2 separate regions of the Homo sapiens genome follow, and region 1 is linked to region 2. Evidence: chromatin loops called from intact Hi-C (ENCODE). Cell type or tissue: mammary epithelial cell. All regions are shown on one strand. Links, peaks and the distances in the headings refer to the core of each region. The heading gives the core; the rest is flanking DNA.

Region 1 (5,383 bases), core at 136-5,135, 93 kb after region 2:
GCTCCACATCACATGTTATCAGGGAAACACACACACAAAAAACAAATACCACTACATGCCTATCAGGATGGCCGAAATCTGTAATACTGACAAATGCTGGCCAGAATGTGGACCAACAGGAGCTCTCATTCATCGCTGGTGGGGATGCAAAATGATGCAGCCACTTTGGAAGACAGTTGCCAGTTTCTTACAAAACTAAACATTCTCTTTTACAGTCCAGCAATTGTGTTCCTTGGTATTTACTCAAAGGAGTTAAACTTACGTCCACACAAAACTTGTGCGTGGGTGTTTATAGCAGTTTATTCATAACTGTCAAAACTGGGAAGCCACCAAGATGTCCTTCAGTAGGTGGGTGGATAAATAAACTATAGTACACACAGGTAATGGGAATATATTTCAGAACTAAAAGGAAATTCGCTATCAAGCCATGAAAAGACATGGAGAAAACTCAAACGTGTATTACTAAGTGAAAGAAGCCAATCTGAAAAGGCTACATTCTGTAAAATTCCAACTATATGGCATTCTGAAAAGGCAAAACCATGGAGACAGTAAAAGGACCAGGGGTTTCCAAGGGTTAGGGAGGATGAATATGGAGTACAGAGGATTTTCAGGACAGAGAAAATGCACTGTATGATACTAAAATGATAGGTTCGTGTCATTATACATTTTTCCAAACCCACAGAATGTACAACACCAAGAGTGAACCCTAATGTAAACTATGGACTTTGGGTGATTATAATCTGTCAATGTAAGTTCATCAGTTAGAATAGATGTACCTCTGAGGTGGGGGATGTTGATAATGGGGGAGCCTATGTCATGTGTGGGGGGAGGGGATATATGGGAAGTCTCTACATTCCTCTTTAATATTGCTGTGAACCCAATACTGCTTAAAAATAGTCTTAAAAATACATGCATATGTGTGTCTATGTGTGTATTTTTGCCACAAGAAAAAATATAAAGGAACAGGTGGTGAATGAGTTAGCTCTAGACCTACAAAAGAGTCACATTCTGCAGTGGTTCTGACTTAGAGCAGAGGATTTAGGGAACTGGGAAGTACAAACGATCACAAGCCAATATCTACTGAGACTCCTCTACTCCCCATCTCCTCTCTGCCAGCATTTCCCCAGCGCATTCAAGTGCAAAACCTGTGAGATCAGGAGAAGTGGAGGGAGGTACATGTTGACTGAAAAAAAAAATCAGATTAGATGCCACTCCTCTTATTTTGTTGGGAGATAAAATATTGGTTCACATTTTATCTCTATATAGATTTAAATATGTTTTTATCTTTATCGATTTAGGGGGTAAAGTACAGATTTCTTACATATGTTGCATAGTGGCGGATTCTGGGCTTTCAGTGTACCTCTCATCCTAATACTGGAATAATAAATAATCCACATTATTTAATGTTTAATATATAATATACCATATATTATAAATTAATATATTAATATTATATATTATTTTTTATATATTTAAGTTGAACTTTAAAATTCATTGGTGGACCATGTATTTTGCTATCTTAGAAATGAGGCTAAAGGTTACCATGTAGGGAATTATGCTGAGGCATTCATAAGTCTGGCACAGGTAATGAACTTGATAGAAATAATTGCTTGATAGAATTGGTTTTGGAAATTGCTGAATTTTTATTTAAATTTCAAAGTATTGGGGCTGGTCATGGTGGCTCAGGTCTGTAATCCCATCATTTTGGGAGGCCTAGGTGGGTGAATCACCTGAGGTCAGAGGAGTTCAAGACCAGCCTGGCCAACATGGAGAAACCTCATCTCTACTAAAAATGTAAAAATTAGCTGGGTGTGGTGGTGGGCACCTGTTGTCCTAGCTACTCTGGAGGCTGAGGCAGAAGAATTGCTTGAACCTAGGAGGCAGAGGTGGCAGTGAGCCGAGATCGCACCATTGCACTCCAGCCTAGGTGACAAAGGAAGACTCCATTTCAAGAAAAAAAAAATTGGGAATGACTAAAAATACATTTTTAGCACTAGGTGAATGGCTATATTTGTCTACTCCACAGCCATGCACAGGGCTCCACCTAAATTTTAAAATATGGGAACCAGAGCTTGGTAAATGTTCTTTGCTGGACACTGGGATCTTTAAAATAGGACAATAGAACTACATATCATGATCCCAAGAGGATTATATGCATATCACTAGGGATTTAAATATAATGAGTCTTAGGAAATGATCACCATTCTTAAGAAAAAGAACATTCTTGTAATATGTGCAAATTCAACAGAAGTTAGAATATGCAAAGAGTACATATTTTGCTGATTTTTAAATAAAACCTTTAGTATAACTTTTAAAGATGTATTTAGAAATTATAGCAGAATTGCAACAGCATTACAGAAAGTTGAAAAATGGAGGAAAAAGTTCCTCCTGGGAACCAACATCAGAACTGACATCATTTTGCTGTGTTAAGTCAGTAATTTCTCAGTTGACCTCCAAATTGGAATCACCTGGGGAGCTTGTTAAACAGCAGATCTTGGTTCCTTCTGAGTCAGAATCTCTGTGGGTAGGACCCAATGGATTTATAGCTTTAATAAGCTCTGTGGCTGATTCTGATCTGCAGCTGGGAGATTAACTTGTTCAGCTGCCTAGATTATTCTACCACCAGTTCATCCTGGAGGGCCCATCCCAGGCTTTGCTGCAGAGATTGTCTCTGCTTAAGAGAAGCCACAGAAGGCTTAAAACAGGAGTTGACCTGATCTTACTCACTTGTATAAAGCCCTGGAGTAGAATCTGAAAGGAATAAACCTTGGAGTCAGGGAGAGCAATTATGAAGCATGGTGAGGATAGAGAGATGTGGATACATTTGAGGGAAATTTAGAAGGTAAAATCTGGTAGAACTCGCTGACAACTGGATTTAAGAAGGAAAAAATCAAGACATCGTCCAGGCTTAGGGACAGAACACATGGTAACAACTATTTGAGACAGGACACACAGGAACCTTATTTATATAAATTTTTATTATAATTTGTCTGAAATATTTTTCCAAAAGTGGTATTTAAATATGCATCTGAATTAAGACAAAAAATACAACTTACCTTAAATTTTAAGGTAATCTTTAAGAGGGAAAAATAGTCACTTTACAGTAGAGAGACTAGGCAGACACCACCTTAACCAAGTGATCCAAATTGATGTCACCAGGAATAAGACATATGAACACCATGTGCCCCCAATAGGATGCACTGAGAAGAGCACAATGTCACATCTGGGGTATTCTTGCTAAAACTGCATAACCTTGGCTGGTGCGCGGTGGCTCGTGCCTGCAATCCTAGCACTTTCGGAGGCCGAGGGGCGTGGATCACCTGAGGTCAGGAGTTCGAGACCAACCTGGTCAATATGGTGTAACCCTGTCTCTACTAAAAATATAAAAATTACCTGGGTGTGGTGGTGGGCGCCTGTAATCCCAGCTACTCGGGAGGCTGAGGCAGGAGAATCGCTGGAACCCAGGAGGTGGAGGTTGCAGTGAGCTGAGATCACACCACTGCACTCCAGCCTGGGTGACAAGAGGGAAACTCTGTCTAAATAAATAAATAAATAAATAAATAAATAATAACACTTAGTTTAAAACACATATATTGTACAGCTATACAAAACTATTCTTTTTTCATGTATATATATTTTTTTAAACTTTTTTTGTTAACTAAGACACAAACACACACTTTAGCCTAGGCCTACACAGGGTTAGGATCATCAATATTGCTCATTGTCTTCCACTTCACATCCTTCCAAGGTCTTCAGGGCCAGTAACGCTCATGGAGCTGTGATCTCCTATAACAGTGACTACTTCTGGAAAACCTCCTGAAGGACTTGCCTGAGACTGTCTTACAGGGTAGCCTTTTTTTGTTTTTAGGAGTATACTTCAAAATGATAAAAAACTATAATATAGTGAACACGTAAACTAGGAACAGCTGTTATGATCAAGTATTAGGTACTGTACATACTTGTATGTGCTAGACTTTTATATGACCGGCACTGCAGTAGGTCTGTTTACAACAGTATCACCACAAACACATGTGTGTTGCACTGCGACATGATGGTGGCTATGATGTCATTAGGTGATAGGAATTTTTCAGCTTGTTATAATCTTATGGGACTATCATTATACATGCAGTCATATGCAGAAATGTTATATGCTGCATGACTGTATCTTGGATGAATTGCAGCATTTCACACTCCAAGGCAAGACCAGAGTAGTGACAGAGCAGGGGGTGGCCCTGGTGTTCAGGTTCCTGCATCTTCTGGGGCCTGAGGTTGCAGGCAACCTGGTCCTCTGGAAAAATGCCAATCACAGCGCCAACACCTGAATGTCCTGGGGAAATAACTCAGTGCTACCTGTATTAACTTCCATCATTTTCTCTGGAGTTTTAGGGTGGTTATGTTTTGATGCTGATTTGGTTTTCAGGTTAACCTCAGTTTGACTCTCCATAGAGGTGACTGGAAGCTCTTTCCTCTGATGTTTCTCAAAGCCTTTCATACTTTGGAACTGGAAGACACTATAATATTGTGTCAATTAGATGTAAATCAGTTTCTAAATCATATATTACCATTATGATATTTTGTTTATAATTTCTAGATTATTTGGCATTAATAACCTCCACAAATGGCCACCAAGTCATTTTCTCTTGCACAGTAAACAAGAGCTTCCTTAGTCACTTACTTGGCATTGAACGAACCCTCCTTGCCCGTGCCTCCCCCTGCCTGCTTCTCAGTGCTGCGGTCACGTGGCTGCAGGAGGCCCTGAGCTCCTGAGCAGAGCAAAGCCTGTAAGGTGGATGCAGGGCATATTCTCAGGACACCCTATCAGCCGGCCTGATATTTGATCTACAGGAGCAAACTCAGAGAGAGAGAGGGACAGTTTTGCCTGCAAATGTGAACCCTGACCTAAAGACGGCTGCTCAAAATAGCCCTCATCCTCTTTGCCTAAGCCTGATATGCAAGCTTTTATCTCAGTTGCCCCTGGTCACCTGCCTTTCTTACTTGACTCTGCAGTTCTCCAGGTGGCTATTCCTGGATGGCACTCATCCAGAAAGGGTCATTGCTCTTTTTTCTCTTTATTTCACTACCAGAGATTATTTCGATAACATTATGATTTACAAACCATAAAATTCATACATTTCAAGTGTACAATTCAATGACTTTTTAATACATTTACCAGGTTGTGCAACCGTTACTGAAATCCAGTTTTAGAACATTTTTGTCATCCCGGTTAGATCCTTTATGCCCAAGTAGTTAATTACCATCTTCACCACCAACTCCAGGTACCCACTAATCTACATTCTATCTTTATAGAACTGCCTTTTCAGGATATTTCACTTAATCAGACTATACCCAGTCATTTGTGTCTGGCTTCTTTCACTTATAATGT
Region 2 (5,383 bases), core at 257-5,256:
CAGTGAGACCCTAACTCTCCAAAAAAAAAAAAAAAAGCTGGGTGCCATGGTGCATGCCTGTAGTCCCAGCTACATGGGAGGCTGAGGTGGGAGGACTGCTTGAGCCTGGGAGGCTGAGGTTGCCGTGAGCTGTGATCATGCCACTACAGTCCAGCCTGGGTGACACAATGCGACCCTGTCTCCAAAATTAAAAAAATAAAAAATAGGCCAGGCGCAGTGGCTCATGCCTGTAATCCCAGCACTTTGGGAGGAGAGGTGGGAGGATCACCTGAGGTCAGGAGTTTGACACTAGCTTGGGCAACATGGTAAAAGCCCATCTCTACTGAAAATACAAAAATTAGCCGGGCATGGTGGTGCATGCCTGTAATCCCAGCTACTTGGGAGGCTGAGGCAGGGATATTGCTTGAATCCAGGAGGCGGAGGTTGCAGTGAGCTAAGATCGCACCACTGCACTCCAGCCTGGGGTGACAGAGTGAGACTCTGTCTCAAAAAATAAATAAAGAAAGAAAGAATAAAAACTGGGATATGAGTAGAAGTGAAACTATAGGTAATGTAAGAGTGCCCAGTGCTCCATCCTTTATAACAGGGAGCCTCTGACTGTCTAAATTAATGTATGTTTAAAAAATCTTGATCTCAAGATGTATTCAGAAACTTTTCTCTTAGTTTGGAAGACTTGTTTATCTCTAAGAATGAAGAAATACTGATGTCAAGTTCAGCAATTCCTTCACTTTCACTACAGTTTCTTCTGTTAAAATATAATTTTTTTATTTTAAAAAGCATATATAGTATCATCCTGTTAAAAGAAAAACTTTAGATAAATTCAATTTAACAGTTTACCTGAGCAACAAACAACTCACGAATCAGGCAGCACTCACAACCAGAAGAGGTTCACAGAGCTCTATCCAGCAGCATGAGCTGCAGTTTTTATACACTGATGACAGAAGTAAAAAACCAAAATCACTCGATTGGCTACAGCTCTGCATCTGCTTTATTTGGGCATAATGTGATGAGCTGGCCGCCTGTGATTGGCTGAAACCTGGCTATTACAAAAAATACACTGTTGAGTTAGTTTTCTGTTCGTTTATGTACAAAGTTAGTTTTTCACACAGGGACTCAAAGTAGGGAGAAAGACTCAGGCTAATGGCCTCCTGCTTATTTAACAATTCTATTTTTTATAAAAGCATTTCTTTTTAATCTTTTGACATATCGTTTTTTTTTTAAGACAGAGTCTTGCTCTGTCACCCAGGCTGGAGTGCGGTGGCGCGATCTCAGCTCACTGCAAGCTCCGCCTCCCAGGTCCAAACAATTCTCCTGCCTCAGCCTCCCAAGTAGCTGGGACTGCAGGCGCACGCAACCACGCCTGGCTAATTTTTGTATTTTTAGTAGAGACACGGGGTTTCACCACGTTGGCCAGGCTGGTCTCAAACTCCTGACCTCAGGTGATCCGCCCGCCTCAGCCTCCCAAAGTGCTGGGATTACAGGCGTGAGCCACCAAGCCCGACCAACATATCCTATTTGTGTAAAAATAGAAAGACATACGCAATGATTTTCACTTCATGTTAAAGATGAATATATCTTGATAGTGGGATAGAAACTATTTTTACCTTTTTAAAAACAGCTGCATTATTTGTATTCTTATAATGATTTTGGGAAACAATATGGTGATTTTATACCAATGTAAAAAAATTTTAAATATAAACATTTAAAAAAATCCATGAACCCAACAACCAGAATTAACAACCATCAACACTGTCATATTTTCTTTAGATTGTTTCATAATAAAAAATATTCCACACAAAAAATTGAAGACTGCCATGGATTGTTCTCCAGGACCAGTCGCTGCCCATCCACTCCCTATATAGTACATAATTTATATTTCTCTATATTTAAATATTCACTAATTAAAAAATACAATGTAAAATGAAACAGACAATGTAAAATGAAATCCTGGACTAGAAATAACTCAAAGTGTGGGGTTTTTTTTTCAGATTCACACTTAAATTTTTTTCTGATAATTTTGAACACATACAAAAATAGAGAAAATAGTATACAACAAATTCCCATATACCTGTTACCCAGATTCAACAATTATCAAGATTTTGCCACACAGAATTTTGAAATTAAAAGCAAAAGCTGTTATCTACAGTTCAGCTGCAATTTGTTCAGCTAGGAAACAAACACCTTCCAAAGAAGACAGGAAGAACCAAGATCAGCTGTGCTCTTTCTCTGTGCAGGTACTAATTCCTAAAACAGATCCATTTAGGAGTCACAGCAACTCTGAAACCTACATACTATTGTCAGCATTGTTCAGAGTGGAAGATGAAGCTCAGAGGGATGGAGATTCTTCTGTAAGCTTAGCCAGTTGCTTGTCCTTCCAATACTACCCCACAACACCTTCCTTCATGATCCCATCCTAGCCAATTTCAGTGTGCCAGAGTCACTGGAGGTTATTATTCTGTTGAAGAACACAAAGTAAGAAAGTCTCGCTAAAAGTCTGTGTGAATCAATCCCTGGATTCTCTGGGTTGGAGGAGGACCCTGCATTTTTATAGGTAATTTCAGTCAGGAACTTTCGGTTATTTATTTAATTTAGAAAACACCTGATGTAATTTTCCTTGTAAGACTTTTTCTTATAACTACTTAGATAAAAGGGAGAAACATTTTCTCTCTTCCTTTAAAACAATCGAATCGGTGATTCGATATACTCTTCTATTAATTGGAGGGACATTCTCTCGAGGGAGCTCATAATCCCAACTGACCAATGACCATAATTACAAAATGTGATCTCAACTGCAGTTTACAGACTTTCAGATCTATCATGGATATTTCCAAAGCAGTTTTGAAATTTCTTGCCTGCCATGTTGCTTATGTGTTATGCTCACATACTGTAGCAAATGCTTCATAACATTCTTAATTCTTCCTGGAGACTGTTTCAAAATAAGCAGGCATCAGTGCTCTAGTGTGTCAACCGTATTAGTCAGTCTTGTGGTGAAAAGTATGGGACTTTTGTTTCCCATGACACATTTTTATTTAATAGCATAGAATGTAACCATTTAGAGGCAGAAGATGCACCATGATTCAGCTATTTTGAGGGACTGATATGATTAAAGAAACTCAACTATCAAATATTTCCCATTTAAATGTATAAAATTTTGAGGACAGAGAATATCTTAGATTTCAATTAATATTTGTATCCCAAACTCCTGAAGACACACACACACACACACACACACACACACACACACACACACACACAGATTTTTCAGGACAGAACCTCAGAGATATCTGGAATCTGGGATCAGCCAGAGCTCTTCATTTTGCGAATATGGAAACTGAGATCCAATTTTTTGTTTATATTTTCTGTCTCATGTAGTTCTTGTTTGGTTTTCTATTGTCACAAAGAACAATGCCAAGTTATTGTACTCTCACAAGAGGATATTTTCATGCAACAGTCCGTAGAATTAAAAACAAGAAGGAAAAAAAATAGCCACTAAACTTAGTATGAACAGGCAACAATAATTTTTTAAGGCTGCTATAAAACTCAATTGCAGTTTGTAGGCTTGCAAATTCAAAATATCTAACTACCGGAATTAGAGTGAAAAGTCAGGAAGCAACGAAGTTTAGTAAATCAAATTGCGTCCAAAAGTGGGCTTCTAATTCTACTTTTCCATTTATTATTTACAAACAGAATTTTTCACTTTCTGCAAATGTCTTCTGGCTAAATTTTTGGCACTGCCCCTCTTACTGTATTTTGGTTGTGCCTTTCATCTTTGCCTAAAATACAGACCCTCAAAACTATACCACTGTAACCGACATGGTGATAAGACAATTTAGGGGTTGGCAAATTTCTTTTTTGGCAGGGGGATCCCCAAATGGAGAAAACAGGTCCGCGCGACCTTTGATGAGGCAGCTTTTTTGTACCCCCAACTCTGTGAGAACAGTGTGAGAGCACTGACACCAGTCAGGCCCTTTGCTTACAGACCGGGGGCGGGAGTAGGGGGGAAGGAAACTCCCGGCGCTGGCATGACTTCCCCAGGACTGACAAGGGCCCCTAGGAACGGCTTTTCTCCCTTGCAAAACTGGCCTGTTTATTTCGGCTCCAGGGTGCCTGGGGCCAGAGTAGGACCTGCAGGAAAAGATCTGGGAGGAATATTCGCCCAGAAGCCTCTAGGGCATACGACTCGCGTTCTTCAGGGGTCGGCGCGGATAGGAACCGCAGCAAAGGATCCCCTAGACCTCCGAGCTGTGAGCGGCGACACAGCCGGGACCCCAGACCCCGGACCCCAGGGCGCGGAGTTGACCGGAGCCGGGAAGGGAGCGGCGCGGGCAGCGCGGGGCAGCGAGACGCAAGCGCTCGCAGGGGTCGGCGGCCCAGCAGAAGCCGCGCCCGCTAAGTTGCCCGAAGCGGCCGCGAGGTGCGAGGGTGCGGACAGCACCGGAAGGCGGCGGACGCAGCGCCCCCGGGCTCACCTTCTTACCTTTCCTTCCCAGCCCTGCCCGGAGCTTCAGCCCGGCGCCCGCAGAAGTTTCCCGGCGGAGCGCGCTTGACCCGGGTGGCCCGCGCGGAAGCCCTCAGCGTCCCCCTCGTGAGTGCCTCGCCGCCCACCCTGCGGCGCCGGGCGCAGCGTGACCGCAGCGGGCTCCGGAGCGGCGCGGCGGCGCGGGCGGGTGCCGGGCACGGGCGCGCGCCCCGGGGCGCAGCCGGGTGGGCGGGCGCGGCGGCTGCGTCTGGGCCGGGGCAGGCGGTTCGGCCACCGGGGTGCGGGGCTGCGGAGAATCCTAGCGGCCGCTACGGACCGAAGTTTCCAAAGATGCGGTTCCCCGAGTGTACACCGCTCCCGGTTGTAACATACACCTAGTATTCACAGTCACACTAGGCAGGAGCGATGGGCTGGCTGCTGAACCAAGGCAACTGCACGCCTGCTCTCTCACCCCCGCTCCACACACACCGTAAACAAAATGAAGAGGTAAATCACCATAGTGGGGACGGGAATATTAGGGTGTATTGGACAGAGAGAGAGAGAGAGAGAGGTAAATATAGTATTTTTTTTTTTTTTAGAGATGGTGTCTCGCTCTGTCACCCAGGCTGGAGTGCAGTGGTGATCACGGCTCACTGCAATCTCGACCTCCTGGGCCCAGGCATCCTCCTGACTCAGCCTCCTAAAGCTTAGGATTGCAGATGTGAGCCACCGCACCCAACCAATAAATACGGACTGTTGCATGAAAAATAAAATATCTATATTCAAATCAATGAACATCTCTAAAAGCAAATGAGTAAAGGGCATAGACAATCATAAAAGGAAAAAATTTAAAAACACAAATGACAAAAAGCTCATATCAGTAATAACCAAATGCATACAATTTTAAAGCAATGATCAGGTGCA

What was found. A loop is a pair of places that touch in the nucleus more often than their neighbours do. Peaks named below come from ENCODE experiments on the same cell type or tissue, not always from the same donor. Only the 100,000 strongest peaks of a DNase experiment are listed, where the experiment ranks them.
Region 1: a loop joins it to region 2, with 2.8 times the contacts of the local background. A loop is called at or near these places in 13 of 110 quality-filtered maps.

What each region holds. Positions count from the first base shown.
Region 1 is chr6:105,268,165-105,273,547 of GRCh38, forward strand. It overlaps PREP (prolyl endopeptidase), which reads right to left. Exons shown (of 15, transcript NM_002726.5): 15 at 5,054-5,383. Among named protein-coding and RNA genes, the nearest start is that of PREP-AS1, 8.2 kb to the right of the region's middle. In mammary epithelial cell, for the core only: a CTCF peak has its summit at 3,189; no DNase peak of the experiment used is centred there.
Region 2 is chr6:105,175,356-105,180,738 of GRCh38, forward strand. It overlaps POPDC3 (popeye domain cAMP effector 3), which reads right to left and starts at 4,659. Exons shown (of 4, transcript NM_022361.5): 1 at 4,478-4,659. In mammary epithelial cell, for the core only: no CTCF peak of the experiment used is centred there; DNase peaks (open chromatin) are centred at 2,986, 4,056 and 4,436; H3K4me3 peaks cover 1,602 bases; H3K27ac peaks cover 3,061 bases.